Linked DNA regions of Homo sapiens: all the other regions are linked to region 1. Evidence: read pairs that join two places in POLR2A ChIA-PET (ENCODE). Cell type or tissue: GM12878. All regions are shown on one strand. Each heading gives the region's core, and the rest is flanking DNA. Links, peaks and the distances in the headings are about the cores only.

Region 1 (6,357 bases), core at 1,311-3,810:
CTCAGGTGACCCACCCACCTTGGCCTCCCAAAGTGTTGGGATTACAGGCGTGAGCCACTGCGCCCGGCAAAAAGATTTTATAACTACATGAGAACAAGATGGCAAGTGCTGTGAGGCTCAGTCCTTTCTATTTGGTGAAGCCTTCTGCAGCTTTCTCAAGTGGAGTGGATGACCTTCTTGTCTACATTTTCTCAAAGTAGACTTGGTTACTTGTCGCCTCTATTCCCTCAGGCAGAGTTGGTCACCCTCTCTTCTGTGCTCCCCTCAGGTAGACTTGATCACCCTTTTTCTATCTCACTTACTTTGTATCCCCAACCCCTAGTACATCCTAAGTGTTTGGTGCATGTTTCAGAACCAGGTAGCACTCCTCAGGATCACTAAGCTCAGAATCTACCTACTTTCCTCCACTGGACTCAGCCTAAATGGCAATGAGCACCAGGACCAGCAGCAGTAGAAATCACCTGGTAGAGTCCTCCTGGAACTCTAGACTAAACTTTACTGCTCTAGTAAACTTTGTTTTTTCTTTCTTTCTTTTTTTTTTTTTTTTTTTTTGAGACAGAGTCTTGCACTGTCTCCCACTCTGGAGTGCAGTGGCACAATCTCGGCTCATTGCAACCTCCACCTCCCAGGTTCAAGCAATTCTCCTGCCTCAGCCTCCTGAGCCAAGTAGCTGGAATTAACAGGCGCGTGCCACCACACCAGGCTAATTTTTTCTTTTTTTTGTATTTTTAGTAGAGACAGGGTTTCACCATGTTGGCCAGGCTGGTCTCGAACTCCTGACCTCAGGTGATTCACCCACTTTGGCCTCCCAAAGTGCTGGGATTATGGGAGTGAGCCACCGCACCCGGCCTGCTCTAGTAAACTTTCTAAAATGTTTGTATTATGCCTTTTCCCCTACTGATGTACAATGGCTTCCCACAGACTATAACAGGATAAAACTGGGATACCAAGTCACTGACAGCTCTATTTCCAGCCTGACAGTAGACAGAGAACATTGCCCACAATTGTCACAGAAGGGTCCTAATATATTTTATCAATTAGATTCATTTAGGCTAATGAAATTTAGAAAACATAGATGTTCCCTGGGAGAATGAAGCCTATCAGTCATTCAGACTTACAGTATTTTAATCAAGTAATTGGAGACACGTATTGATCACTAAGTACCTGATGAGTATGGCTTAAGTATGCATATAACAAGGCAATCGAACAGTTTCCCAACTCTGAGGAACTGAAAACTTTATTTGAAGTGTGTTTTTAAAAGGAATAGTTTTAGGACAAAGTGTAGTTTGGAGGAAGACATTTGGTTCTTCCTGATACGTTTGGCTGTATCAGTGTAAAGTGAGAGCCATGGGGCATCAGGGGGACAGGACGCTGAACAGTGAGGATGGCATCCATGAGGGGTGACAGGCATGCAAAGATGTGGGTAGGAGGGACAAAAGAGAATTCTTTTTTCTTGCTCCTTTTTTTTCTTGTTGAGGATTCGGATGATACACTTTTTTTTTTTTTTTTTTTTTTTAATGAGCCATTTGTAAATCATTTAGGGTTGTCACAGCCAGCACGATATGATCAAATTCAAACCTATTCAGGTTTTCATTTTCTTCCCCACCTGCGTTAGGTCAAAAATTACTCTCACTCTAACTTGCCGAACTTGCCCCTGCTTCCCCTTTTGGGTCACTCTGCTTACCAGGGGCTGTTATGTCTCTAAAACCTGTCCATCCCCCACTCTTTTTTTTTTTTGAGATGGAGTTTCACTTTTGTTGCCCAAACTGGAGTGCAGTGGCACGATCTCAGCTCACTGCAACCTCCACCTCCTGGGTTCAAGCGATTCTCCTGCCTCAGCCTCCTGAGTAGCTGGGACTACAGGAGCCCACCACCGCACCCAGTTAATTTTTTGTATTTTTAGTAGAGATGGGGTTTCATCATGTTGGCCAGGCTGGTCTTGAACTTCTGACCTCAGGTGATCCACCCGCCTCGGCCTCCCAAAGTGCTGGAATTACAGGCGTGAGCCACCGCACCTGGCCATCCCCCACTCATTTATTCAGTCAACAAATATTCATCAAGGACCAACGTTAAAGGAACCGTGTTGGGAGGGGCACGAGTGAGCACTAAGATGGTCTCGAGGCGCATCTTATTCTTGGGGTGCTTGGGTAACTTCTCCTCCATTTAGTCTCCATTGATAGTTTGGACGTTTTCTGAATAAGCAAATCAACTGCCTGACATGAGGTATGACAATGGCTCAGGGTATTTGAAATCAGGTCTGCTCTGGAAAACGTAGTTTAACATCTCCATTGTTTATCCTACTGTCATACTGTTTCAACTATAAGGAACTGAAGAAAGCAATGCTTTTCTTCATCTGGGCGGTTGCTTTTAAGGTGAGACCAGCCTGGGCACGGTGGCTAATGCCTGGAATCCCAGCACTTTGGGAGGCCGAGGCGGGAGGATTTCTTGAGCCCAAGAGTTCTAGATTAGCCTGGGCAATATAGTGAGACCTCATCTCTACAAAAAAAAAAAAAAAAAAAAAAAAATTAGCCAGGCATGGTGGCATGTGCCTGTAGTCTTAACTGCTCAGGAGGTTGAGGTGGGAGGATTTCTTGAGCCAGGTAGTGAGCCGAGATCATGCCACTGTACTGCAGCCTGGGCACTGGGTGGCAGAGCAAGACCCTGTCTCAAAAAAAAAAAAAAAAAAAAAGACCAGCCAGACCAAGTGGCAGGAAGCGGTGGGACTGACAGTGAGAAAATCGCAGTGGGGGAGTGGGTGACACTCAGCAGCCCCACTGGGACAGAGCTCCTGCTCACACCAGCGATTCTTCTCCAGAAACCTATTCTGGCAAACCCTTGGTGAGTTTTATTTTAAGCGGCGTTTACAGACACTACTACTAGACTTTTAAATTAACAGGATATAAATAACCTTGGGCAAGGTATCAGAGAAGAACCACTGTGAGAACTCCACGACTAAAGTGTGGGCAAAGGTATCTATTAATAGATAATGAAACTGAAATCACTTAGTCTGAGCGAGAGAAAGTTTAAGATCTACCTAAGAGGGATCTTTAGTGAATAAAAAGTCACAGACGAGCAATAAACCAGTAAGAAAGACATAGTCCTTCATCCACTCCACTTTAGAATCGCTTTTTTGAAAAAATAAAGGTGGAGTTTCACCATGTTGCCCAAGCTGATCTGGAATTCCTGGCCTCAAGGGATCTGACTGCCTTGGCCTCCCAAATTGCTGGGATTACAGGCGTGCACCACTGTTCCCGGCCTAGAATCCCGATTTTTAAAAAGAGGTAATAGAATTACTCCTAATTTTGTCAAAACAAAGTTGAGAAATGAAGGGTTCCTAAATACTATCTGCTGGATATGACTTATAGAGAAAGCAGGAAGGAACCTCTGCACTGAGAGTAGGAAGAGATTTTAAAATGCCCCTAAAATGTACTTAATGCCGCACAGCTATACACCTAAAAATGATCAAAGTGGTAAATTTAATTTTGTATATTATAACCACAGAAAAGTACCCATAAAAGAAAGTTAGAGCTAACACATTTCCAATTGCTAAATAATGTCAGTTTTAGAAAAATTAATATTTCATAGCACTCAAAATATATGAAGCCACATGCTTTTGTAAGACTGGTAATATCTTTCATTTTCCTGCAAAAGCAAAGGGCTCTTTAAAGGAGACATGGAAACTGTCATAAAACAGACTTGAAGTCAGATGCAGAATGATAGGCATAGAATGGATCATCAATACACCATCTTCTTGTAGAATTTTATTCAAGGTTTGGGAGCAGTAAACCAGCGAGTGTGGTTGGGCAGGACAGTGTATTTTTTTTTGAGATGGAGTTTTGCTCTTGTTGCCCAGGCTGGAGTGCAGTGGTGTGATCTTGGCTCACCACAACCTCTGCCTCCTGGGTTCAAGCAGTTCTCCTGCCTCAGCCTCCTGAGTAGCTGGGATTACAAGCATGCGCCACCATGCCTGGCTAATTTTGTATTTTTGGTAGTGATGGGATTTCTCCGTGTTGGTCAGGCTGGTCTCCAACTCCCGATCTCAGGTGATCTGCCCGCCTCAGCTTCCCAAAGTGCTGGGATTACAGGCGTGAGCCACTGCACCTGGCCAGGACAATGTTTTTTCACATCAGGCAAAAATGTCCATGAGATCTGAGTCTAGAAATATGAATCTCTGGGACTGTATTCTCCAATTTTTCTCTTTCAGATCTTCTTTTTTTTTTTTTTTTTTGAGACGGAGTCTCGCTCTGTCGCCCAGGCTGCAGTGCAGTGGCGCGATCTCGGCTCACTGCAAGCTCCGTCTCCCGTATTCACGCCGTTCTCCTGCCTCAGCCTCTCGAGTAGCTGGGACTACAGGCGCCCACCACCGCGCCCGGCTAATTTTTTTTTTTTTTTTTTTTTTTTTGTATTTTTAGTAGAGACGAGGTTTCACTGTGGTCTCGATCTTCTGACCTTGTGATCCGCCCGCCTCGGCCTCCCAAAGTGCTGGGATTACAGGCGTGAGCCACCGCGCCCGGCCGCAGATCCTCTTTCCTTCACTCCCAAACTTAGATCTTCCAGCTTTATTCATGAAGCAATCAGTGCGCAACTAACTTTTAAACTGCAGGGAGCTATACAGTTTCCTTTCCTTCAGCTATCTTGAAGAGGCAGAACACTTGCCCTCCTGGAATACAGAGGTCTTCACTGTTTCAATCTGCTGGAAAATAACTTTACATTAAAACAACTCACGATGAGTTGTGAGAAATGTGAAAGGATTGCCTCAAAAAAAAAAATCTAAAATCTTTTAAAAATTAAAAAGGAACTGGGTGTGGTAGCACACACCTATAATCTCAGTACTTTGGGAGGCCAAGGCAGGAAGGTTGTTTGAAGCCAGGAGTTCGAGACCAGCCTGGGCAGCAAAATGAGACCCTGTCACTACAAAAATAAAAAATAAATTAGCCAGGCATAGTGGCCCACACCTGTAGTCCCAGCTACTCAGGAAGCTGAGGTCGGAGGGATCCCTTGAGCCCAGGAGTTCAAGGATGCAGTGAGCTATGATCAAGCCACTGCATTCCAGCCTGGGCAACAGCAGAGCAAGATGCCATCTCAAAAAAAAAAAAAAAAAAAAAAATTAAAAGGCTTAAAAACTATAGTGTCTACTATTTCCCTTTTGTAATTTCTGAGTTATATCCATGGGAGACAGATCTGTGTATTGGCTGTAAGTATATGCTGATATTTTCTTAGGTTCCTGCTCTGGGCATTACTAGATGGGCCACTGTGTTATTGATAAATCTTGGTGATGCCTGGTTGCTGTGTTTAACAGAAATTTCATAGCTCAATGAGTTTTGGAAACTATTTTCAGGGCCAGCTGATCATTTAAAAACCAAGGTGAGACTGATCATGCAGCCTCCCCAGCTGCCATTACAGCAGGTGCCCTGCAGCAAAAGGACATTTTGTGGCCGAGCGCCATGGCCCAAGCCTGTATTCCCAGCACTTTGGGAGACTGAGGCAGAAGGATCACTTGAGGTCAGCAGTTCGAGACTAGCCTGGTCAATATCGTGAAACCCCATCTCTACCAAAAATACAAAAATTAGCCAGGTGTGGTGGCGGGCACCTGTAGTCGCAGCTACTCAGGAGGCTGAGGCAGGAGAATTGCTTGAACCCAGGAGGCGAAGGTTGCAGTGAACCAAGATTGCACCACTGCACTCCAGTCTGAGTGACAGAGTGGGACTCTGTCTCGAAAGAAGGAAAGAGAGAAAGAGAGAAAGAGAAAGAAGGAAGGGAGGGAGGGAGAAAATTTTGGTTTGGGGGAATAAGGTCAAAAGACGCCATTATGGCGAGGAGAATGTTATTTTAGTAAAAGTCACAGACTTTTGAGATTAAGGATAGAGCCGAGAGGAAGAAAGTTATTAATCTGTTTCTCTTTCTCTAAAGACCAGAACCCAGTTCAACACACACAATAAAAGTGTTCAAAATTTGGGTCCAGGAGAGGAATTCCTGTCTAAAGAATTCCATTTGAGAGGACTGCTTGAGTCCAGCAGACTGAGGTTGCAGTGAGCCAAGATCGCGCCACTGCACTCCAGCCTGGGCGACAGAGTTAGACTCTGTCTCAAAAATAAATAAATAAATAAATAAAACAAAACAAAATAAAATAAAATGTTAGGCAGGGACCTGGCTACAGTGACTGCGGGGCTGATGAGAAACTACTGAAGTTTTGGGGGAAGCAAAGCAGAATTTCATAAGAACAGTGTATGGAGAGGAGAAACCCTGTGGTGGCTGAGGAGGCCCCGAGGCCATGGATGTCAAATTGATATCTTCCAATGGTGATAACTTTATTGTAATGGTAAATTCCACTTGAAAGCACAGACGCATGCCTCCTCC
Region 2 (6,357 bases), core at 1,248-3,747, 50 kb before region 1:
TTGGGGAGTGGGTGGATCACTTGAGCTTAGGAGTTCAAGACCAGCCTGGGAAACATGAAACCTTGTCTCTACAAAAAATATTTTAAAATTAGCCAGACACGGTGGCAAGTGCCTGTAGTCCCAGCTACTCAGGAGGGTGAGGTGGAAGGATGGCTTGAGCCCGGGAGTCTGAGGTTGTAGTGAGCCAAGACTGGGCTACCGAACTCCAGCCTGGGTGACAGAACCAGACACTGTCTCAAAAACAGAAAAGAAAAGAAAAAACCCACACTCTAAAAAAGTACTACTAAAAAATAATCCAAATATCCAGAGACTAATTATATTAAATGTGTATATAAGGCTTTCACTATACTAAATAAATGCATAAGACGTACAACTTGGAATAAAACGACTAATTTGACAAAATAGTTTAAATTGTCCCTAAACAAATTTACATGACTAAAAGTTAAGTCTTACCATATGAATGATTACAGAGCAACAAAAAAAACTGATAAGGACCACTGAGAAAACAGTAATACGAAAGACTAGTGATTTACTTTCATATGACTGACACCTCTAATTACCGTCTACCTAATAAAAATCCCCAAAGCAAGTGTGTGGACAAAAAATGCCTCCAATCCATCTCAAAACACGGTTTTTCTCTTCTCTGTTTACCAGTTTCCTATTGCACTTACTTCCTACCTACTCTCTTCCCTTCTATTAGTCAATATTACAGGTGTTCAGCTCTCTAGGAACATGTCTTTCCTTCACCAGTTTCCCCTTTTATCCCCAATTCAAAAGTGGAAATAAAAAGAAAACGTAAGCAGTGTGCATTTACGTGACAGGCCTTAAACTCAGCAAGAGATCAGGTTACTTGATATCTGTGTGTCCATAAAGCCTATTCCACATGCCACAAATGTATTTCTGACTTCGACACGGACAATACCTATATGACACATCTCTGAACGGGGTCTTGTTTTTGTGGTGCTTTTCTTTGGGTTTTAGGCTTTCTTTTTTTTTTTTTTTTTTTTTGAGACAGAGTCTCACTCTATCGCCCAGGCTGGAGTGCAGTGGCGTGATCTCGGCTCACTGCAACCTCCACCTCCCGGGTTCACGCCATTCTCCTGCCTCAGCCTCCCAAGTAGCTGGGACTACAGGCCCATGTCACCAGACCTGGCTAATATTTTTATTTTTAGTAGAGATGGGGTTTCACCATGTTAGCCAAGATGGTCTCGATCTAATGATCTCATGATCCACCCGCCTCGGCCTCCCAAAGTGCTGGGATTACAGGCATGAGCCCCCACGCCCGGCCGCTCATTTTTTAAATCTAGAAGCTTTTGTTTCCAACAAGGAGCAACATAACTTTCATGAGCCCTTCCAGTACTCACAATAACTTTATGTTTACCCAAATAAACAACTAGGAATAACCTCCCTCTCCTAACTATATTACCTGAAAGTGGTGAATTAATGAAACCCCTTCCCAGCTCCCTAAACATACTTTCAAATTAAAATAAGGCCTGAATTTACAACCCAGGTTAAATGGATTAAAAGATTAAGGACTAGAGAGCAAGTGCCTTCTCCATCTCACTCTCACATTTCAACCTCAAATTACCCCAGCCCTCTAATGACTAGAGTAGTCACTGTAAAGGCGCCTAATTACCCACGAATTACACCAACTGTAACCAATTTCAGGATCACAGATCAGATTTTCCCAAAACATGAATCTGCTAATTAAGTTACCTGAAAGTCAAACTAACACGCAATTTGGATGTGACATTTATCCACCTGAAAGTAGACCTGTTAAGTATTTCAATTCACAGTAACAGCAGCTATTCCTTATGGACAGCACTATTACACACTTGGAAAACTGCAGCTGAAATACACGGACGCAGGAAGAGACTCATCTATGATTCAAGCATTTCCAGGAAATAACAAAAGGATTCTCCTGGCAAACCAACAGAATGGCCCACCAAGACCTGCTTCAGCCTGGGAATCAACTCGTATTCATTTGCTAAATTAAACTGATAATGAAACAAGTTTAAGATACTCACATACAGAGACACACCACAGCACACACAGCCTGGCACCAGTTACATTAGTCGCTTTTTTCTGAATTCTGACACAAGGAACGAGGTTTGATTTCATGGTTTTGCCTATTTGCTCATTATTAAATCTGCCCACTTATTTTCCGCAAGAAAAAAAAAAAATTGGGCCAGGCGCAGTGGCTCACACCTGTAATTTCAGCACTTTGGGAGGCCAAGGTGGGTGGACCATGAGGTCAGGAGTTTGAGACCAGCCTGACCAACATGGTGAAACCCCGTCTCTACTAAAAATACAAAAATTAGCCGGGCATGGTGGTACATGCCTGTAACCCCAGCTACTCAGGGGGCCGAGGCAGGAGAATCGCTTGAACCTGGAAGGCAGAGGTTGCAGTGAACTGAGATCGTACCACCGCACTCCAGCCTGAGTGAGAGAGTGAGACTCTGTCTCAAGAAAAAAATACTTCTCCCCAGTGCTCACAATCTTGTGAAAATAAAGAATTTTCCTTGGACGTGCTCCTACAGATACACAAAGAAATAATTCAGAAATAAAATCCATTCAACCAAAAGGCCAGGTTCAATGAGCTGGGAAGAAACTGCGTGGGTTTTGCAGCTGCGGCTGGAGCCCAGGAGTCCAAAGCTGCCGTAGACTGGTCTGTGCAGCTCTCAGGAAGGAAGCTTCACAGTGGATCGCTTCACACATCACCAGCCCAATACCAAAAAGGCGTTTCTCAGGAGCCCTGGTGTTGGGGGAGGGCAAGGAAAACAAGTGAGGGACATTCACAAGGGCTCACAGACGAGTCTCGCTGGGGACTATGTGTTATGGGTTAAACTGTGTCTCCACCAACCCCAACATGATATGTCAAAGTCCTAACCCCAGTACCTCAGAATGTGACCTGACTTGGAAACAGGGTTGGTGCAGATGCAATTAGTCCAGATGAGGCTGGACTGGAGTAGGGTGGGCCCCTGCTTCAATATAACTGGTGTCCTTATACGACAGCCACGTGAAAGCACGGAGACACCCAGGGAGAGCGCTGTGCGACAAGAGACTGGAGTGCCGCAGCTGCAAGCCAAGAAACCCCACAGGCTGCCGGCGAGCCCGCAGAAGCTAGGAAAAGGCGAGGGCGGACTCCCCGAGGGTTTCAGAGGCAGCGTGGCCCTGCCGGCTTGACAGAGGACTTCCAGCCACCGGACTGTGAGGAGAGAATACAATTCTGTTGTTCTAAAGCCGCGCAGTTTGTGGCACTTCGTTAGACAGCCCTGGGAAATTAATACACCACACTTGAACTTGAGTTGCTTCCTGTTGCCCTACTCCATCCAGCCCCCTCAGCTGGCAAATGCTCCCACTCCACCACAACAGAGCCGCAGGGAATCCCCGGGTTGCTGTGTGGCTGGGGAGGCCCTTCTCCCCTGTAAGTGGCACACAACAGGCTGGGCTATCCCAGGCCCAGGCCCTTGTCCCAATTTTGTTCCTTCTCTCCAAGTTCCCGGCTGCCTCCTCTGGGCCCTGCCCTCACCAGGGCCCGGTCCCCACTCCTCCCACAGGCAGCCCTGGCCCTCCAGCTGCAGGACGGGGTGTGGAAGTCCCCTTGGGGTGGGCAGTGCCCCGTGCTGCTTCCGCCCACCCCAGTTTCTCACAGAATTTTTAGAACACTTCTTTCAGTTTTGCCTTAAGTAATATCCTTCCTCATGCCCCAACAACCCCACTCACACTGGTGCACTCACGCACCCTCATTCTCTCTTACACACAACTCAGCCACAGGCCCACAGGGTCTCTCTCTCTCACACAAAACTCAGCCACAAACCCACAACGGTCTCGGTCTCTCTCTCACACACACACACGCACACAAAACTCAGCCACAGGCTCACCAGGGTCTCTCTCAACATGCACACATACACACACACACCCCTCAGTCATAGGCTCACAAGAGTCTCTCTTGTCTCTCATACATACACAAACACACACAACCAGCCACAGGCCCACAAAGGTCTCTCTCTTTGTCCCTGTCTGCTCTCTCGCACTCACAAACACACATCTCAGCCACAGGCCCACCAGAGTCTGTCTGTCTCTTTGTCTCTCTCACTCTCTCTCACACACATACACCTCAGCCACAGGCCCACAAGGGTCTCTCTCCTTGTCCCTGGCTCCTCTCTCTCGCACACTCCCACACACACACATACAGCTCAGCCACAGGCCCACGAGGGTGTCTCTCTCTCTCTCTCTCTCACACACACACACACACACACACACACGCCTGTGCAGCTCCACAGGGGCCTGGGCCAGGAGACAGATCTGAATACACATACCACCCTGTGCTGTGAGTGGCCACTCCCATCCAACAACTGAGACTTTCTGTTACTGGGCCAAGGTTTTCTGCCAAACTTACTTCCCTTATAATGAATGAATTCTCCCTCAGAAGGTTCCTCAGTCCTCCCCTGGAAGCTGACCTGCAATGGCCTAACCCACCTATTTACCAGGCATGCCAGGACATATGAGACCCTGATAGGTGGACACCAAAGCTCAGCCTGGAACCCCACCCCCATGTGCATCATTGCAGCAGAACTTCTTCGGACACACTCGATCCACCAGCTAACACTCCATACCCTATGAAGAGAATACGTACGGATTCTAGGTTTGATAAAATCCTGGGCCAGTGGTGGTAAGTCAGGCTGAAAAGCAACCATCTCCCAATTTCCACCCACTGTTTTACCTACAAGACTATTTCTACCTCTCATTATTTAATCCTCCACAAAAAGTATATTTTGTAACATGGTCCCTGAGCTGCCTCACCCTGGGCCAATGGTTTTCAAACTTGAGCGTGCATCAGAGCCACCTGGAGGGCTTGTTAAAACAGATCTCTGGGCTCCTCCCCTAGAGCTTCTGATTCACACCAGGTCTGGGGTGGGGTCTGAGAACCGGCCAGTCTAGCGAGTTCCCAAGCGATGCTGATTTAGGTCCCTGGACCAGGCTTCGAGAAACACTGCCCTAGACCGCTCATTTCTCGCTGAGCTCAGGTGGCCCAGCATAGCACTCAGCATAGCACACACTGCTGTCGGCCTTCCCACTGCCCATTCCCTTCCTCCCACTTAGGCAAAGCCGGGTTGTGCTCCCTATGACTAAACCCTGCAGGACAGAGCTGATCACGTGGTTCCACCACTCCACAGGCGTGGGTGGGTGAGTGGTTCAAGGTGAGTGCAGACCCACCTGTAAGATGTGAAGGGGAAGTCTGCTGGGGAGTACTTCTGAGAAAGTAGCCAGGGGTTCTTTTAACCTGCCTTTGGATGTTCAGGTGGGAGGCTGGGAGGCTGTGAAGCACACAGACCTCCTGCAAACGTGAGGGGAGCTGCACGGCACACAGAGTCCAACAGAACAGACAGGTCCGAAGAACCAGGCTCCCAGGTGCTGACACTAACCTGCTGAGTAAACCAACCCAGAACCACCCTGCCTCCAGGCTTCTTGTTAAGTGACATCATGCATTCTTTATTGTTTGAGCTGGTTGAGTCAGGGTTTTGTTACTTGCTGCTGAAAATAATCCCAAAGCAAAGCAAGCTGACAGGACAGCTCCTCTAAAGGCAACCTCTCAGCACACATTACAATGGCATGTGTTCCACAAACTAATCCCAATATTTCAGATTTAAATTTTCCACATTTCAAAAGCTATGTAGCTGAATATCTGTGGATAATCCACACTTAGAATTAGCATAAAACTAAAGAAGTTATCTAGCATACAGTAAAATATTACTGAAGGACCAACCCTGGGTCTATCTTACACGAGTCATGCTCTTTTTTTTTCAGGGATTTGCTAGGAACCATATAATACTAGGGCCTAAGAAAGTATTCAGTTGCTTCCATCCGTTAATCTCGGACTTAGTCTCCTTCGACAGACAGCTGTACATCTAATTGGGAAAGTGGCTTTCCACTCCAAAGCAGACAAGTATGCACTTACAGAGAGAGGACACCTAGGATCACGCACATGTTCTGTCACTTCATAGCTCTATAACCTTCAACAAATTGTTTTACCTTGATGAACCTGTCTCCTCATCTATAAAATGGGAATACTACCACATATCCACCTGGTTATGTAAGGAAGATACATGTGAAAGCACTTTGTAAACCATAAGGTTTACACAAGGGCAATTACTTAAATCCAATTTTTATGGATTAAGTGGATTAACATGACCTGATTTGAAGAAACAGGATTAATTACAATCCTAGAAGAATTACTCCACCAAAAATGCATACTACATACACCTGTCATAACTACCAATCGAACACTGTTTGGATTGTAATTCAAACAGAACCTTTACTGTAAATAATTTAGTGGCAGCAACATCCACAAGG
Region 3 (6,357 bases), core at 2,441-4,940, 59 kb before region 1:
GTTTACACATAATTCATTTTTCAACCAACGCACAAGTTAATATATCAATGATCCTTCGTGTTAACTCCCAAAGAGTCAGAATAAATGATACCTTACAGAAGCCTAGGATTGAGTATACTAATAAGGTTCACTGTGACAAAGAGAATGCTAGCTGCCAAACCCAGTAGCTGTTTTCCTGTCCTCCTTAAGAAGACATTTTGAAACAGGCACATGGCTGCAGAAAAGACTCCTCTTCCCAGTCTACCACTTGCAGCTGAGATGCAACCATATGACTAAGTTCTGGAAATGAGATGTATATACAAGTTTGGGACAGCCGCGGTGGTTCACACCTGTAATCCCAGCACTTTGGGAGGACAAGGTGGGAGGACTGCTTGAGCCCAGGTGTTGGAGACCGGCCCGGGAAGCACGGTGAAAACTCATCTCTACAAAAAATTAGCCAGGCATGGTGGCGGGCACCTGTGGTCCCAGCTACTTGTGAGTCTGAGGTGGAAGGATCACTTGAGCCCTGAATGTTAAGGTTGCAGTGAGCCGTGATCATGCCACTGCACTCCAGCCTGGGTAACAGCAAGACTCTGTCTCCATTTAAAAAAAAAAAAAAAAAAAAAAACCCTTTGGGGGATACTTCCAGGAAGTGACCTGGAAAAGGTAGAGGGGAAATCCTACTCTAGCTCCTTCCTCCATCCTGGAGGGGAAATGAAGATGATCCTGCGGGTTGGGCAGTCACCTTGGATTAGGAGACAGAGGAGGCATGGCCTTGATGATTATGAAGCTGTCACCTCAGTCCTGGCCTGCCCTCTGCTCTCTCAGATAAGCAGTATAGAGGAAAGCTTCTATCTCATTTATGTTACTGGGTTTTCTGTCTCATGAAACTGGTCCTAATCCTAACTGATATGCTTCTTCACCACCATAGCAGTGACAGTGATGATGGTAAGAAAAGTGATGGCAAGAAGTAATACAACACCTGCACACATACCCTGAGACTCCTTACCATGTGCCAGAAAATACAGTAGAGGCTTTACTCACATTATTTACATTAATACTTGCAAAACTCAGCTGGGCACAGTGGCCCATACCTGTAATCCCAGCACTTTGGGAGGCCGAGGCAGGCGGATCATGAGGTCAAGCGATCGAGACCATCCTGGCTAACACGGTGAAACCCTGTCTCTCCTAAAAATACAAAAAATTAGCCGGGTGTGGTGGCACGCGCCTGTAGTCCCAGCTACTCAGGAGGCTGAGGCAGAATTGCTTGAACCCGAGGCAGAGGTTGCAGTGAGCCAAGATCGCGCCACTGCACTCCAGCCTGGGTGACAGAGCGAGACTCCGTCTCAAAAAAAAAAAAAAAAAAAAACTTGCAAAACCCCTGTGAGGTGGGCATTATAAGTCCCACTTCTTTAGTTAAGCATCCAGTATGGTCATTATTCTTGCTATTCTAAAATTTCACAATATGCTTGGTGGGATTCTCTAAATCCACTGTGCAGGGTACTTGGCGTACCCTGTTAATCTTCCACTTTCATCAGTTACCATATTCTATCAGTTATCCACTTTCTATCTTCCAGAATTTTTTTTTAACTCTATTATCAACTGATAGCATTTCTTCACTATAGGTTTTTATTAACCTTTTAAATTTCTATCTGATCATTAAACGGCGTCTCTGGAGAAAGAGGAGACTAAGCCATGTAGTCATTCCATCGATTTTCACAACTAGGAAAAAAGTGCACATGCCTGTGTGTGTGTGCATGCACGCGTGTGTGAGCGTGTGTGTTTCTTTGGTCTCAATAGGCTAAGATAGTTCTAAATCATCCAGATAAAGCTTAACAAGGCCAAATGTAAATATTTGTATTTTAAAGAAGGCAATTCATTACTTAAGTGTATATTGAGAAAGAGAAGTTAGCAGTTCCCATTAAAATAAAAAGAAGATGACGGACCCAAAGGTTTTTGTTTGTGTTTGATCTTGTTTGGCCATAAAATAACACGATCCAAGTAGAAAGACACTGCTACTAGAAGTGCTAATGAAATCTTGGGCTTCATTAAAATAAGTAGAGTCCAGACCAAAAAAGAAATGGATTCACTACATAGGGCACCATTCAGATCTCAACAGAATCACTCTATCCACTATTGGCAAAATTTAAACTAAAAAAGTTCTGGGATGGGTGTGGTGGCTCACGCCTGTAATCCCAGCACTTTGGGAGGCTGAGGCTGGAGGATTACTCGAGCCCAAGGAGTTCAAGATCAGCCTGGGCAACATAAAGAAACCCTGTCTCTACAAAGGAATATATAAAAATTAGCTGGGGGTGGGGAGGCATAAGCCTGTGGTCCTAGCTATATGGGAGGCTGAGGCAGGATGACTGCTTGAGCCCAGGAGTTTGAGGCTGCAGTGAGCCATGATTGTACCATTGCACTCCAGCCTGGGTAAGAGAGTGAGACCCTATCTACTCTTGCAAAAAGAAAGAAGGGAGGGAGGGATGGGACAGAGGGAAGGGAACGGAAGGGAACGGAAGGGAGGAAGGGAGGAAGGAAGGTTGGTTCTGACCAAGTTAACATTAGGACTGACTGAAAAACATGAGGAATAATTTAGCCTGGGCGAGTTAAAAAAAAAAATTTAGGTAAAACCAACCTAGAGAAGAGATGTGATAACTGTCTCAAGTCTGTGAGACTGGGATCTGACGGTGGAAGACTAAAGAGAGCAAATGTGAAGTCAAAATCAGAGAACATCTTTACAATGAGAGAGGCTCAAAAATGGAAAGTCAGTTTCAAAGGTGAACTTCCCATCACGTGAAGTGCTCAAGCTGAAGCTGAATAACCAATCAGGGTAAGAATGTCATAAGGGGCTGGGCACGGCGGTTCACGCCTGTAATCCTAGCATTTTGGGAGGCCAAGGTGGACAGATCACGAGGTCAAGAGATTGAGACCATCCTGGCCAACATGGTGAAATCCCCTCTCTACTAAAAATACAAAAATTAGCCGGGCATGGTGGCGCGTGCCTGTAGTCCCAGCTACTTGGGAGGCTGAGGCAGGAGAATCACTTGAACCCAGGAGGCAGAGGTTGTAGTGAGCTGAGATTGTGCCACTGCACTCCAGCCTGGCAACAGAGCGAGACGCATCTCAAAAAAAAAAAAAAAAATCATAAAGATCTATTTCATCACTGGCAGAAAGTGGAAGACTCCTGTCAAGACTGATAAATCCATGGAAGATGTGCACATGGAGCCATATCACACAATGCGGCAGGTCAGCAACAATGGGCAGACAAGCGCTGGGCATCCTCCAAACCTCCCGAGGCCATGTCTGAGCTACAGCGACTGGAGGCTGGGCACCACTAACCGCAGGGAGGCGACTGCCCAGAACCAGTGCTCACAAGTTACAAGGCGCAGCCTCGGAGCCCTGAAACGGTTAGTTCAGGCCTGGCCCATCCCTAAACACTAACAGAAGAAAGGAGAGACATGAGTTGTGCCTAGGATGAGCCACAGAGGTTTTGGAAAATGACAGGCTGTCCAAGTTCTCTACGTAAGACTACATTCAAGGAAAAGGACAACAAAAACAAACGTTAATACTAAGGGGCAACTTCCAGCTTCCCACAGTTCCAGGCTTACATACCCCAAATGCAGAATTGGCTACATTGTGCAGTGTTGTGAAGTTTCACTTAATTCCAGTGGGTTTTTTTCCAAGAAAGGTTGGCAAAAGCTCTAAGTTGATATAACTGCAAAGTCTGGAACAGACTCTCCTCTGCATTTGTTGCATAAACTCCTAAATGGCAGCTTCTCAATTTCCAGCTCCTAACTACTAGTTTCCAGAGTGACTGAAGGAGAAAAAGATGAGAGCAAATGGGAAGCCAGCCTTGCTCAGTAGGGCCGAATGAGAAGACCCTGGGGACCAAAGGGCCACAGGATCTCAACTCCTCATTGTTCACACTCTCTATAAACCCTAAGGGGAAAAACATTTGCATCTTGTGAAGAGAGAGCTTGAAAGAACTCTGCTCACCCCCCACTTCCCTACCCACCTCCAAAAATACACACACACCCACACGCTCTCTCACATAGTGCGATTAGCCATGTATCTAAAGAATGTGCAGCCTCTATTCCAGAATCCTGCAAAAAACATTTTTATGAACCAATTCACTGAAACACATGTTCCAGGATGTCAAATTAAATAGCGAGCTGGGAATGAGTGGGAGAGCAAAGGAAGCTGGCCTCAGCCCTCCTTGGCTCTGCTGCTGTAAACCCTGCCTCTCTGTCCGTAAGTGGGCTTTTAGGAAAAGTTCCCAGCAGAGGAGGGCTCCTCCCAGGCCCCTCAGCCTCAGAGGGTGCAAGAGCAGATCAAGGGCACCATGCTCAGGACTCCCCCAAACCCCTGGCTCTGTCCAGAGCCTACCAAGCATCATTTGTGAATAAAGCAAGCTGCTCATTTTCCATCCTCCTACATCTTCTCCCACCCACCTCCTCAAACTTACATAAACTCAGAGAATAGCAGGCAGGCTGAACAGGAGCTGTGCCTTAAATCCGACACAATAAAAAAAGAACGGAACACAACGTTTTTCTTTAGCCAAAAACTTCAAAATGCTTACACACGGATCTCTGCCATCAGAACCCTTAAGGATGTCTGTAGAAGCTAGGAGATGTGTATCTGGGTGTTCACCGTACAAGTCTCTCAACTTTTCTTTTTTTTTTTTTTTTTTTTTGGAAATTTTTCATAACAAAAAGAAAAAAAAGATTTCTGCATTGTGAGATACATGTTACACAAACACAGATGAAATAATAGAGTAGAAAAGAGTATAGTCTATGATAAAAAGAGCCAAGCATTAACGCTTGTCATCACTTTCTAATCTCATGTCTGTGCGTTCGGCAGGCAAATAACTTTCTTTTCCAGAACAGGGTAAAGCAGCAGCAATAGATACGTGAACCTCGTGGGATTTGACCTCCAACATGGAAAACGCTTTACCTGAAATGCAGACTACAAATATATGTCTCTGAATATATAACATAAAATGTAAGACCTAATTTAATCAATATAACTCTCCTGGTACACAATTCTATGGAGAGCAAAACGTTTCAAACTGGGTTAGAGAGCCACAGGTTCCTGAGAGGCTTATCTCAGAGGCCAGGGGAGGGTGCTTAAAACCGAGGTGTAACAGGATGTTTTCAGCTTCAAGCAGCATGAGGCCTAACTCAGAAAAAGGTAGAGGAGAATATTTTTCTCACATGACTCATATGACCCAAAGTCCTGGAAGCCAGTTCTAGGGAAGGTTGATTCAGTAGCTCAATGATGTCATGATGCTTGCAGAATGCTCCCACCTTGCCATTCTGCCATCCTCTCAGCAGCACACACTCACGGGCATCCTTCAGAGGGGAGACAAACTTTCCCCAAAGTCCTCAAAAACATTCCCTTCGAAAATCTTGGCCAGGTGTGCTGGCTCATGCCAGTAATCCCAACACCTCAGGAAGCTGAGGCAGGTGGATCACCTGAGCCTAGGAGTTCAAGACCAGTCTGGGCAACATGGCAAAACCCCATTTCTACAAAAAAACACAAAAACTAGCTGGGCATGAGGGCACGCACCTGTAGTCCCAGCTACTAGGGAGGCTGAGGTGGGAGGATCGCTTGAGCCTGGGAGTTCAAGGCTGAAGTGAACCATGATCGTGCCACTGTACTCCAGCCTAGGCCACATAATGAGACCCTGTCTCAAAAACAAAAAAAAAAAAGTCTTCATAGGCCAAGTACAGTGGCTCACACCTGTAATCCCAGCACTTTGGGAGGCCAAAGCGAGTGGATCACTTGAGCCTAGGAGTTTGAGACCAGCCTGGGCAACATAGTGAGACCCCCATGTCTACAAAAAAAATAAACAAAATTAGCCAGACTGGTGGCTCACACCTGTTATTCAGGAGGCTGAGGTGGGAAGATCACCTGAGCCTGAGAGGTGGGGCCACAGTGAGCCAGGATCATGCCACCACACTCCAACCTGGCCAACAGAATGAGACCCTGTCTCAAACAAAAACAAAACAAGTCTTCATAAACACTGAATCCTAAATCTTTCACTAACAAAACCAAAGAGAATGACAATGACACTGTCACAGTGACCTATGCAGAGGGGACTTAGATTACTGAAATCCCTGTGGGGCTGGGGGAACGGGTTGTGTTCCCTGCTGAATAATACTGACATGAGGGGGGTGGTCCTGGAAAAGCAACTATCCCTGTGCCTCAGTGGGCCTCCCCGTTTTCGATGCAATGGAGCAGCCCCGTATTTAATTTTTGTACCAGGCTTCTACAGAAAATTCTGTTTAAATAAAGTGTTCCATGGATTTAAAATGTTTTGATTTGTTTTGCAAAACTAGGTTAGGACCAGCCTGTGAAGTAATGCTTAGGCAAGGA

The links. Peaks named below come from ENCODE experiments on the same cell type or tissue, not always from the same donor. Only the 100,000 strongest peaks of a DNase experiment are listed, where the experiment ranks them.
Region 2: POLR2A ChIA-PET joins it to region 1 with 11 read pairs; 10 of 35 experiments call an interaction of 5 or more read pairs at or near these places.
Region 3: POLR2A ChIA-PET joins it to region 1 with 12 read pairs; 14 of 35 experiments call an interaction of 5 or more read pairs at or near these places.

What each region holds. Positions count from the first base shown.
Region 1 is chr4:153,435,967-153,442,323 of GRCh38, reverse strand. No RefSeq gene overlaps it. Among named protein-coding and RNA genes, the nearest start is that of TMEM131L, 27 kb to the left of the region's middle. In GM12878, for the core only: no CTCF peak of the experiment used is centred there; DNase peaks (open chromatin) are centred at 1,673 and 2,863; H3K4me3 peaks cover 2,079 bases; H3K27ac peaks cover 2,199 bases.
Region 2 is chr4:153,485,605-153,491,961 of GRCh38, reverse strand. All of the region lies in intron 3 of TMEM131L (transmembrane 131 like), which reads right to left. Among named protein-coding and RNA genes, the nearest start is that of TMEM131L, 22 kb to the right of the region's middle. RefSeq lists enhancers at 2,470-2,529, 3,160-3,369, 3,520-3,689, 3,870-3,939, 4,040-4,159 and 2 more. In GM12878, for the core only: no CTCF peak of the experiment used is centred there; DNase peaks (open chromatin) are centred at 2,751, 3,351 and 3,741; H3K4me3 peaks cover 2,500 bases; H3K27ac peaks cover 2,500 bases.
Region 3 is chr4:153,496,194-153,502,550 of GRCh38, reverse strand. The region is part of intron 3 of TMEM131L (transmembrane 131 like); the gene reads right to left. Among named protein-coding and RNA genes, the nearest start is that of TMEM131L, 33 kb to the right of the region's middle. RefSeq lists an enhancer at 4,778-4,857. In GM12878, for the core only: no CTCF peak of the experiment used is centred there; a DNase peak (open chromatin) is centred at 3,900; H3K4me3 peaks cover 1,824 bases; H3K27ac peaks cover 1,785 bases.